Regions from separate parts of the Homo sapiens genome. Here region 2 is linked to region 1. Evidence: read pairs that join two places in POLR2A ChIA-PET (ENCODE). Cell type or tissue: PC-3. All regions are shown on one strand. Each heading gives the region's core, and the rest is flanking DNA. Links, peaks and the distances in the headings are about the cores only. Region 1 overlaps SMARCC1 (SWI/SNF related BAF chromatin remodeling complex subunit C1). Region 2 overlaps MAP4 (microtubule associated protein 4).

Region 1 (5,381 bases), core at 165-5,164:
AAAGTGAGAGTGGAAGTCATAAAAAGTAAGAAATTTAGAAGCAGAGAAACATTTGGTTATCTTGGGAGAAGTTCTGGAGAAAAAGAGATTAAGTAAGCTCTTAGTGGAAAAAAAACAAAAACAAATTTTTTTTTTTTTTTCCTGAAAACGGAGTCTTACTCTGTCACCCAGGCTGGAGTGCAGTGGCATGATCTCGGCTCACCACAACCTCCACCTCCCAGGTTCAAGCCATTCTCCTGCCTCAGTCTCCCGAGTAGCTGGGATTACAGGCGTGCGCCACCACGCCCAGCTAATTTTTTGTTTTTTTGTAGAGACAGGGTTTCACTGTGTTGCCTGGGCTGGTCTCGAACTCCTGAGTTCAGGCAGTCTGCCTGCCTCAGCCTCCCAAAGTGGTAGGATTACAGGCGTGAGCCACCGCACCTGGCCAAAAATAAATTTTTGTAATGAGTTGACTAGATAAAGAATTAGTGACTCCCTAAGCATGGGCTAAATTTGAGCATTTAGTTAGGACTTTTTACCTCTGACGATTTTGACTTTTTTATCTACATGAGAGATTCTGACTCCAAATGGTAGAACTTTAAAAAGAAATTATTCCAGAATACTGATCATTTTAGGATTTACATTTGCCTAAGTATCTTCTTGCATTATTTAAAGTGTTTCTTAGTGGCCAGTCCAAGCAAGTCCTCTGTTGAACTCCTCATGATGAGTAGCCCAGTACCTGTCACCATAGCCCATATCCATTTTGTCCTAAGACCAGCTGGCCCCAAAAGTAGGAAGAGGCTGCTTCAGTAGCTCTCCTACCCCAACTCTATACCACCCCACCCTCAGTTCCCTGATTAGGAAGCAGCCTAGTCAGGGACTTACTGTGCTTCTCACTCCATGCTGTACATCTGTCATTGAGCTTATGTCTCTGTAAGCATCTCTCACACCATTGATTGTCTCCTGCCCCGGGAGCTCATGAGACCTGGGTTTCATCTCTGTCACCCTCTGTGTATGCTGGACCAAATGCAGGCTTCTTCACAGCCTTACTCTCTTTGCCACCTGTTTGCATCCTGCTTCTCTGGCCAAGAAGGCCCTTTGCCCCACTTTTTGCCTACCTCCTGCAGTCCTCAGCTGTGGGTGGCATGGCCTTCACATTTACTGCAGTGGCAGCCTCACAGAGCGCTTAATTGCACTGTAATCACCAGTTCATGGGTTCGCATTTCTGTACCAGAGTATATACTTTTTGAGGGCAGGGACTTAATCAGATGTCTTTGTTAACACAGAAGTAGCACATCACAGGCCCTTACTTAAATGAGTGCGTGCCAGCATTGTTGCCGTAGTTGGGAAAGTGGAAAGGATAATCCACCCTTTGAGACTTAGTTTAATGGGGGAAACAGTCAACAAATAACGACAATACAGTATGTTTGTATAGTACAGCAGTTGTACAGATGCTGCTATGGGAACAGAAAGGAGGAGTTCCCAGGAGATGGGGAGAGGGAGAAGTTATCAGAGAAAACGTCCTACAGGCGGAGCTTTAGGGGATGAGTCTTTGTGTTTATTTTTCCCTAATAAGCTTCCCTTTTGACATTTTACAGATTTTCTTAGAGGGCCTGGAGTAATAGGGGGCTATAATATAGTGGAGTGGATTGTTGGCATATGCGGGATTCAAATGATGGTTGGGTAGATCCCACTGGCAGTAAGACATCTTGCTGTCATTTGCAAAGCATAACTGATCCATTAGCCTTGAATATTGAGTCAACCCTGAGCGCTTACAGAATATATCTAGTTTGGCAAGGAGCTCTTTCCTCAGCACTAAATTGCTTTCTCTTCAAAGAATGAACCTGCAGGTCCCCCGGTTTTTTAAACCTTCTGATGGATCTGTTGTCTGTCCCCTAAGAATAGCAGAGTTCGCATCCCCTTTCCACTTCTGTCTACTGGCCCCCAGACACCAAGGGGCAGTGTATAACCGCTCCTCTTCTCTCAGCCCTGCAGAAGTTTCCTTGTGTGATGTCTATTTTTTAAATAACTACTTAAATTATATAACTTCACTATTTTTTCTCTTTTGACTTTTTTCTGGGAGGACAGGGCTCACTCTGTTGCCCAGGCTGGAGTGCAGTGGTGCAGTCATAGCTCACTGCAGCCACAAACTCCTGGGGCTCAAGTGATCCTCCCTCCTCAGCCTCCCCAAGCAGCTGAGACTACAGGCATGAGGCACTGTGCCCAGCTAATTTTTTTTTTTTTTTTAAATATTGACAAGATCTTGCCATGTTGCCCAGGCTGGTCTCAAACTCCTTGCCTCAAGCAGTCCTCCTACCTTCTCCTCCCAAGGGGTTTGGATTACAGGCATGAGCTGCTGTGTCCAGCTTTTTGACTTTTAAAAAATGTTACTTTCTAATCAGATCACACACAATATTTCATAAATATTTTCTGAATAAAACAACACAGCTGAAAATGTTGGGAAAATACTCTCCGGACTCCATCCCAATACACAACGCTGCTCTGCTTGAATTCTTCCATGGTGGACTGTTATTTTCTTAATCAGCATTTGGTGTCAGCTGTTTGTGGCAGGAAAATTCTTTGTATGAGACAGTCCCTACCCCTACTGAATGAATGTCAATAATCCAATTGTATTAGTTATAAATTGCCATGGTTTCTGAGTAAGTGATTTAAAAAAGTAAGAGTATGAAAAAGCACACAAAATGGGAGCTATAATGTTCTTTATAATGTAAACATACGAGTCACATCCCTTCTGCCACATCCTGTTGGTCACAGACCAACTTTGGATCTGGGTTAGGTGAATAGTTTTCAGTGGGAATGTATAAATATTAGAAAGCAGGATCGTTGGCAACCAGCTTGGAGACCTGTTCTCTTACCAACCAAAATGTGTCATTTGAACTTCAAAATGCCACCCGCTCATTTTGTGTATAATTAAGACATAACCTCTTTCTCACTCTAGCACTAGCATCCTATCCTTCCCTGTGGGAAGCAAAGCTATGAATGTTTTTCTACTGATGATTTCCACACAGAATTCTTGTGAAAATTGAGAGAAGTATGGCATATGCCTGGCACAGTGTCTAGCACATACATAGTAAGTGTTTGGTAAATATATGCCTCCCGTTATGCAAACCAGTAATCAACAAATATGTACAAAATTCTTAAGATTCATAAGCCATTGTTGGCTTTGTGAGCATTTATTGGGTCAGTTACTATGCCAAAGCACTTTAAATGGATTTACTCACTTTATTTCCTGGCAAACTATGTGAGGAAGCCATAAGCAAGAAAGTAATGTTTGCTTTGAATCCCCTTATTCAAGAATCCAGCAGTGATGTTGGATGACAGCATAAGCCACTTCTTTGTTAGCCCTTCTTACATTCCAGACTGGAGCTTGAACCTGGTAGGTTGTGTACCTCAGATCACATGGGTCAGAAATGACAGAGCCAGATCTCAAACCTGTTTGTTCAGCTCTTTGTATTTATCTAGTACTTCGTAATTTATAAAGAAATGAGCTTTTGCTATTTCATTTTAACCTAGGGACTCAGATATATATGCAGCTTCTGTCATCCTATTATGAATCAATAAAGTTGATACTCCAGATAGTGAATAGATCAGCTAGGAGTAGAGGCACCCAACTCTCCACCTCCCCCACTGCCTCAGTTCATTTTAGATTGCACTCTTGCTCATCTTAACCTAGTAAGCAGTAGCTTTAGGATAACATTTTTTTAAATAGAACGTTTGGTTTGGTTTAAATAGCAATAGGTTTCAGAAATTAAGACTCAAAATCAAATATAAAGCTTTTTTTTTCCCTCTAATGACTTAAAGCCAGATGTTCTTTTTAGTCTTAAGTAATTGTAATTAAATGTAATCATATAAAAATTTCAGGGCCAGGCATGGTGGCTCATACCTGTAATCCCAGCACTTTGGGAGGCCAAGGCGGGAGGATCACCTGAAGTCAGGGGTTTGAGACCAGCCTGGCCAACATGGTGAAACCCCGTCTCTACTAAAAATACAAAAATTAGCTGGGCGTGATGGTGGGCGCCTGTAATCCCAGCTACTTGGGAGGCTGAGGCAGGAGAACCACTTGAACCCGGTAGGCAGAGGTTGCAGCGTGCAGAGATCATGCCATTGTACTCCAGCCTGGGTGACAATAGCGAAACTCTGTCTCAAAAAAAAAAAATCGAATTTGTTATGGGTATCATGAACTCAGCTATAATTAGTAGCTATTCCAGCTCCCTCATATTTTAAAGCATTAATATTAAAGGAAAGGCAGTTATGGAAGTTACAGAGTATATCAGGGAATTGACATGAGAAAAGCATTCCAGTTCAGGGGAGGGTGTTGAGCTGCCAGTGGGTCTACCACTCATTGTGTCTGTAGACTGAGTAGCTTTTGATGCTAGGCAGAAGCACACAGCCGTCAACAGAGCAGGTTTCAGACATGGGTTGTGTTGTAGACTAAATTACCTGGAGAGAATTGAAGGGCCTGGGCCCCACATAAGCCGTTTACATTTGAATGTTTTTTTAAAAGACACTTTGAGGCCATTGAGAATGGATCTATGAGCTGATTCCATTTATAGCTTTTGGACTAAATGTTGTCTGTCTCTCTGAAGTTCATTTGGCTAGGTATAGAAATTTTATACCTTCAGAGGCTGGGTGCTGTGGCTCACGCCTGTAATCCCAGCACTTTGGGAGGATGAGGCAGGTGGATCACCTGATGTCAGGAGTTCGAGACCAGCCTGGCCAACATTGTGAAACCCCGTCTCTACTAAAAATACAAAAATTAGGCGGGCGTGGTGGTGGGCACCTGTAATTCCAGCTATTCAGGAGGCTGAAGCAGGAGAATCACTTGAACCCAGGAGGCAGAGGTTGCAGTGAGCCGTGATGGCGCCATTGCACTCTAGGCTGGGCAATAAGAGCAAAACTCTGTCTTAAAAAAAGAAAAGAAAAGAAAAGAAAGAAATTGTGTACCTTCAGAAAAGAGGGACTATTAGGGAACTCGGAACTGTGAGAAACCCAGACCCTGTACTTAAGGAAGTTAAAGGATGGATGAGACATTGACTCAAAGAAACCAAATACTATGAGATGATGGGGCTATGAAAATTCAGAGAAAGGGGAGGTCATGGTCAGCTCAGATTATCAAGGTAAGATTCCTGGAGGAGGAGGATTGATAATGATTTGTAAGAAAGGCCCAGCTCTTGAAATATGAAAAGAATGATTGCTTAGGAGACTGGAGGGTCAGCCTGCCTTGATAGTTTTTGTGGTAGATAAAATGATTTATTTGTTCATTTGCCAAATACTCACTGAGCATCTGCTGTCCTCCAGGCATACAGCTACTGAGGATACAGTGGTAGATAAAACCCAACAAAGATCTCTGCCTTGGTGGATTTCAAATAATTAGAAACCAT
Region 2 (5,381 bases), core at 142-5,141, 270 kb before region 1:
AAAAAAAAAAAAAAAGAACAAAGGCGTTAACAAATTTGCACAGTTGTTGGCTATGGTTTTTCCCCATTACATTTTAAAACTAGAAAAATACTCAGTTTTTGACTAAAAGTACATATGGTTCAAACATCAAAAAGTACAAAGTGCTCTCCATTACAAAAACCTCCTACCAAGACAAGATGGTATCATCTCATTGTTTTCTGCTCCTCCCCTGTAAATACAACTAAATAGTCTGGAAATAATTGAAGATAATTCCATAAAAGAATATGAGGTAGAAAGAAGGCAAACCTGGTAGGGATCTCAGGACTTGAGGAATGGCAATACAGTGAATTCCCTGGGACTGATGAATTGATTGATTGATTGATTGATTGATTGATTGATGGTAGAGATGGGATCTTGCTATGTTGCCCAGGCTAGCCTTGACCTCTTGACCTCAAGTGATCCTCCTTGCTTGACCTCCCAAAGTGCTGGTATTACAGGCATGAGCCACTGCGTCCATCCCCTGGGTTTTCTTTTTGTCTCCTACATATCCCTGGCTGGGCACTGGAGAGGCCTGTAACCTGGAATTACCAACAGGCATAGACTGAAAAGAAAAGGAAAGGAAAAAAGAAAACAAATAGAGAAAATCTGTTCTCTATTGCCAAAAAAACAAGAAAGAAAAAAACCCAGCAAAGACCTAATGGTGAGCCCTGTTTCACTACCCATCCCCAGCAGTGGGCTCAGTCTGCCTGCAGGTACAGTGTCAATGCAGCCCATAAGGGCCTTCCTGTTGTCCACTCCATACTCAGCAGAAGCTATAGGCCTGGTCCGCCCACATCACCAGCAACTGCAGGGAGGCCTGTCCCCTACCAGGTAACAGCACCAGTGGCTTCTATAGCCCTGGTGTCTTGTAATCCTCTACCCAGGGGCAGGAGACTTTCGTAGGTTTCAGAACCTCTACTTCCTTCCCCTTAGCAAGAGAAAGCCCCCGAGGTAGGTGTTTCCTGCTCCCAGCAACCCCAGCAGAGATCAAACAGGAGGTCTGCCTGGGTCCCAGGCAGCCAGAGAGCAGTCCAGAGGAAGCTCTCTATTCTATGTTTCCAGCATCACTCAGCCCCTATGTGCTGACACTGGGTGACACAGGTAAGTCCCTACAGCCCTTTCAGGCAGTACCAAAAGGGATTAGTTAGAACCTTAGCAGAATCAGAACACAACAGGCCATAAATGCATTGCAAGGGCTCTAGGAACCAAATTGTCATCAGAACTACAGTCATAACCTGTAGACTAAATATAAACAGGGTGATTGCATGCTAAAGTACAAAATCAGAATTTTAAAGCAGCCATCATAAAAGTGCTTTAACAAGCAATTATGAATTCTCTTGAAACAAATGAAAACTAAAAACCTCAGTAAAGAAATAGAAGTTACATAAAAAGAACCAAATGTTAATTGTCAATATGAAAAATATAATAATTAAAATTAAAAACTTCAATGGGCTCAGCAGCAGACTGCAGATAACAGAGGACAGAATCAGTGACGTTGAGGACAGATCAATAGGATTTATTCAATCTGAACAACAGACGAAAAAATGGTCTACAAGGAAAAAACATATCTTCAGACCCATGGGACAATAACAAAAGATCTAACATTTGTATCATCAGAATCTCAGGAGAGGAGCAAGGATGCAAGGCTGAACAACTGTTCAAAGAAATAATGACAACAAACATCCCAAATTTGACAAAAGACAAAACTTACAGATTCAAGCAACTGAACAAATACCAAATAGGATAAATGTGGAGAAATCATGCCATGACTTTTCATAATTAAACTTTTATAAACTAAAGACAAAAATCTGTAAAAAAAGCAAAGAGATATGATGCATTAGGGAAACAGCAATTTTTTTTTTTAACCTTCCTTATGGTGCTGAGGAAACAGCATTTAAATGACAGCCTGTTTCTTATCAGAAACTGGGGAATGCAAAAAGAAGTGGCACAACATTTTTCAAGTGCCAAAAGAAAAGAACTGTCAACTGCAAATTATTTGGTAAAACAATCCATCAGGAATGAAGGGGAAATAAATAAAAAAGACATTTTTAGATAAAGGAAAACTAAGAATTTGTTGCTAGTAGACATACCCTTAGAGAATGGCTAAAGGAGGCTCTCCAAAAAAATAAGATTTGGTAACAGAAGGAGGCTTGGAATTTCAGAAATAAAAGAACAACAATGGAATGGGTAAAAATATGGAAATAGCCAGGTATGGTGGCTCATGCCTGTAATCCCAGCACTTTGGGAGGCCAAGGCGGGTGGATCATCTGAGGTCGGGAGTTCGAGACCAGCCTGACCAACATGGAGAAACCCCCGTCTCTACTAAAAATACAAAATTAGCCGGGCGTGGTGACGCATACCTGTAATCCCAGCTACTCAGGAAGGCTGAGGCAGGAGAATCGCTTGAACTCGGGAGGTGGAGGTCGTGGTGAGCCATGCCACTGCACTCCAGCCTGAGCAACAAGAGCAAAACTTGGTCTCCAAAAAAAAAGGAATATAATAGACTTATCTCCTCATGAATTTTTTAAAGTCATAAATCATATTTGAAGCACAAATTGTAATGCCATCTGATGTAGTGCTTAATCTATGAAGAGGAAACACTTAAGACATATTTTAGGGCTGGGCGCAGTGGCTCACACCTGTAATCCCACCACTTTTGGAGACCAAGGTGGGTGGATCACCTGAGGCCAGGAGTTTGAGACCAGCCTGGGCAACATGACGAAACCCCATCTCTACTAAAGATAAAAAGAAAAATTAGCCAAGCATGGTAGCGCACACGTGTAATCCCAGCTGCTCGGTTGGCTGAGGCATGAGAATCACTTGAACCTGGGAGGCAGAGGTTGCAGTGAGCCGAGATTGTGCCACTACACTCCAACCTGGACGACAGAGTGAGACTCTGTCTTTAAAAAAAAAAATTAAAGTAGGGAGAAAATAAAGGATCCTAAATGGAAGTAAGGTTCCAGTAGGTCACTCAAAGTAGTAAAACATAGCTGGGTGTGGCGGTGTGCATCTGTAGTCCCAGCTACTCAGGAGGCTGAAGACGGCAGGATCACTTGAGCCCAGAGTTTGAGACCAGCCTGAGCAACACAGTGAGACCCCATCTCTAGAGGAAAAAACAGTAGTAGAACATTGATACCAGTTTGTTGTATGTATATTGTAATACCTAGAGCAACCACTAAGAAAACTATACAGAGCAATATACTCAAAAGCTTTTTTTTAATAAAAATAGAATTCTAAGAAATGTTCAGGTAACCTTGGGTGAGATGTAATTTGAAAAAATGAAAAAAGGAAATTAAAAAGATTAAAAATGTTCAGGTAACCAACAGGAAGGCAGGAAAGTGAAACAGAAATGAGAAAAAGAGAGAACAAATAAAAAATAAAATATCAGACTTAAGCCTTAACATAGCAGTAATTATTTTACTTTATTTCATTTATTTTTTTATTTACTGAGATGGAGTTTCACTCTTGTCACCCAGGCTGGAGTGCAGTGGTACAATCTCAGATCACTGCAACCTTCACTTCCCAGGTTCAAGCGATTCTCCTGCCTCAGCCTCCCAAGTAGCTGGGATTACAGGCGCCCACCACAACGCCCGGCTAATTTATGTATTTTTAGTAGAGATGGGGTTTCACCCTGTTGGCCAGGCTGATCTCCAACTCCTGACTTCAGGTGATAAGCCCACCTCGGCCTCCCAAAGTGCTGAATGGATTACAGGCGTGAGCCACTGTACCTGGCCATCAGGAATTATTTTAGAAGCAAATGGTCTGAGTACTACAATTAAAAGACAAAGATTGGAAGAGTATATTATTTTTAAAAAATGACTCAAGTAGGCCAGGTACAGCGGCTCCTGCTTGTAATCCCTTTAGGAGGCTGAGGCAGAAGGATCACTTGAGCCTAGGAGTTCGAGACCAGCCTGAGCAACCCAGGGAGACCCCATCTCTACAAATAATTTAAAAATTAGCCAGGCATGGTGGCACATGCCTGTGGTCCTAGCTATTCAGGAGCTGAGGTAGGAGGATCACTTGAACCGAGGAGGTAGAAGCTACAGTGAGTACAGTCAGCCATGATCACACCTGTCTTAAAAAGAAAAAAAAATTGCCCAAGTATATGCTATCTACAAGAAATGCATAACAAACATAAGGACATAGGTAGGTTGAAAGTTAAAAGATGGAAAGAAATATATCATGTTAACAATTTTTTAAAGTAGCAGTAGCTATATATAATGATTATGCATATATATATATATATATATATATATATATATATATATATATATATATATAGTTGTTTTTTCTTGTTGCCCAGGCTGGAGTGCAGTGGCCTGATCATAGCTCACAGCAGGCTTGACTCGCTGGGCTCAAGCAATCTTCCCACCTCAGCCTCCCAAGTATCTGAGTCTTATAGGCATACACCACCATGCCCCACTAATTTTCTTTCGATTTTTGTAGAGAGGAAGTCTCACTTTGTTGCCCAGGCTAGTCTCAAACTGCTGGCCTCAAGTGATCCTCTGCCTCAGCCTCCCAAAGTGCTGGGATTAAAGATTACGTGTCCTGGAGTGACTATACTAACATCAGACAAAGTAGATGTCGGAGAAAAGAATAAAGGATCAATCCCACTAAGATTGATCCTTACATTTAGAAAACTTAGCAATTCTAAATGTATACACACCAAAAAACAGAGCATCAAGATATATGAAACAAAAACTGACAGAGCTAAAAGGAGAAGTACACAAAGTCACAATTACAGCTGGGGACTTCTGTAACCCACTATGAACAGTTGATAGAACTACTAGACAGAATGTTAGTAAAGATGTAACAGTGCCATCAAACAACAAAATCTCATAAACATTGATAGAAATTCCACTCAGTGACAGAATGTACATTCTTCTCAGGTGTCCATTAAACACTCACCAAGATGGATCTTGGGTCATAAAACCAACTTGAATCAATTTAAAAGATTGAAATTATGATGGGGCATGGTGGTTTGTGCCTATAATCCCAGCACTTTGGGAAGCTGATGTGGGAGGACTGCTTGAGACCGGTCAGTTTGGGCCACATGGCAAGACCTCCATCTCTTCAAAAAAATTTTTTTTGTAAATTATTCAGGTATGGTGGCACGTACCAGTAGTCCCAGCTACTTGGAAGGCTGAGGCATTAGGGTCTCTTGAGCCCAGGAGTTCCAGGTGGCAGTGAGCTGTGATCATGCCACTGTACTGCAGCCTAGGCAACAGACTTCATCTCTTAAAAAAAAAAAAAAAAAAAAAACTGAAATTGGAATTATTTCAGGTATACAAGGTTAGTGCAATAATCAAAAGTAATTGTCAGCCAGGTGTGGTGGCTCACACCTGTAATCCCAACATTTTGGG

What was found. ChIA-PET counts read pairs that join two places held together with the same protein. Peaks named below come from ENCODE experiments on the same cell type or tissue, not always from the same donor. Only the 100,000 strongest peaks of a DNase experiment are listed, where the experiment ranks them.
Region 2: POLR2A ChIA-PET joins it to region 1 with 6 read pairs; 2 of 35 experiments call an interaction of 5 or more read pairs at or near these places.

What each region holds. Positions count from the first base shown.
Region 1 is chr3:47,615,226-47,620,606 of GRCh38, reverse strand. All of the region lies in intron 25 of SMARCC1 (SWI/SNF related BAF chromatin remodeling complex subunit C1), which reads left to right. Among named protein-coding and RNA genes, the nearest start is that of CSPG5, 39 kb to the right of the region's middle. In PC-3, for the core only: no CTCF peak of the experiment used is centred there; a DNase peak (open chromatin) is centred at 2,766; H3K4me3 peaks cover 450 bases; H3K27ac peaks cover 3,241 bases.
Region 2 is chr3:47,880,365-47,885,745 of GRCh38, reverse strand. The region is part of intron 10 of MAP4 (microtubule associated protein 4); the gene reads left to right. Among named protein-coding and RNA genes, the nearest start is that of MIR1226, 34 kb to the right of the region's middle. RefSeq lists an enhancer at 1,116-1,195. In PC-3, for the core only: a CTCF peak has its summit at 3,250; no DNase peak of the experiment used is centred there.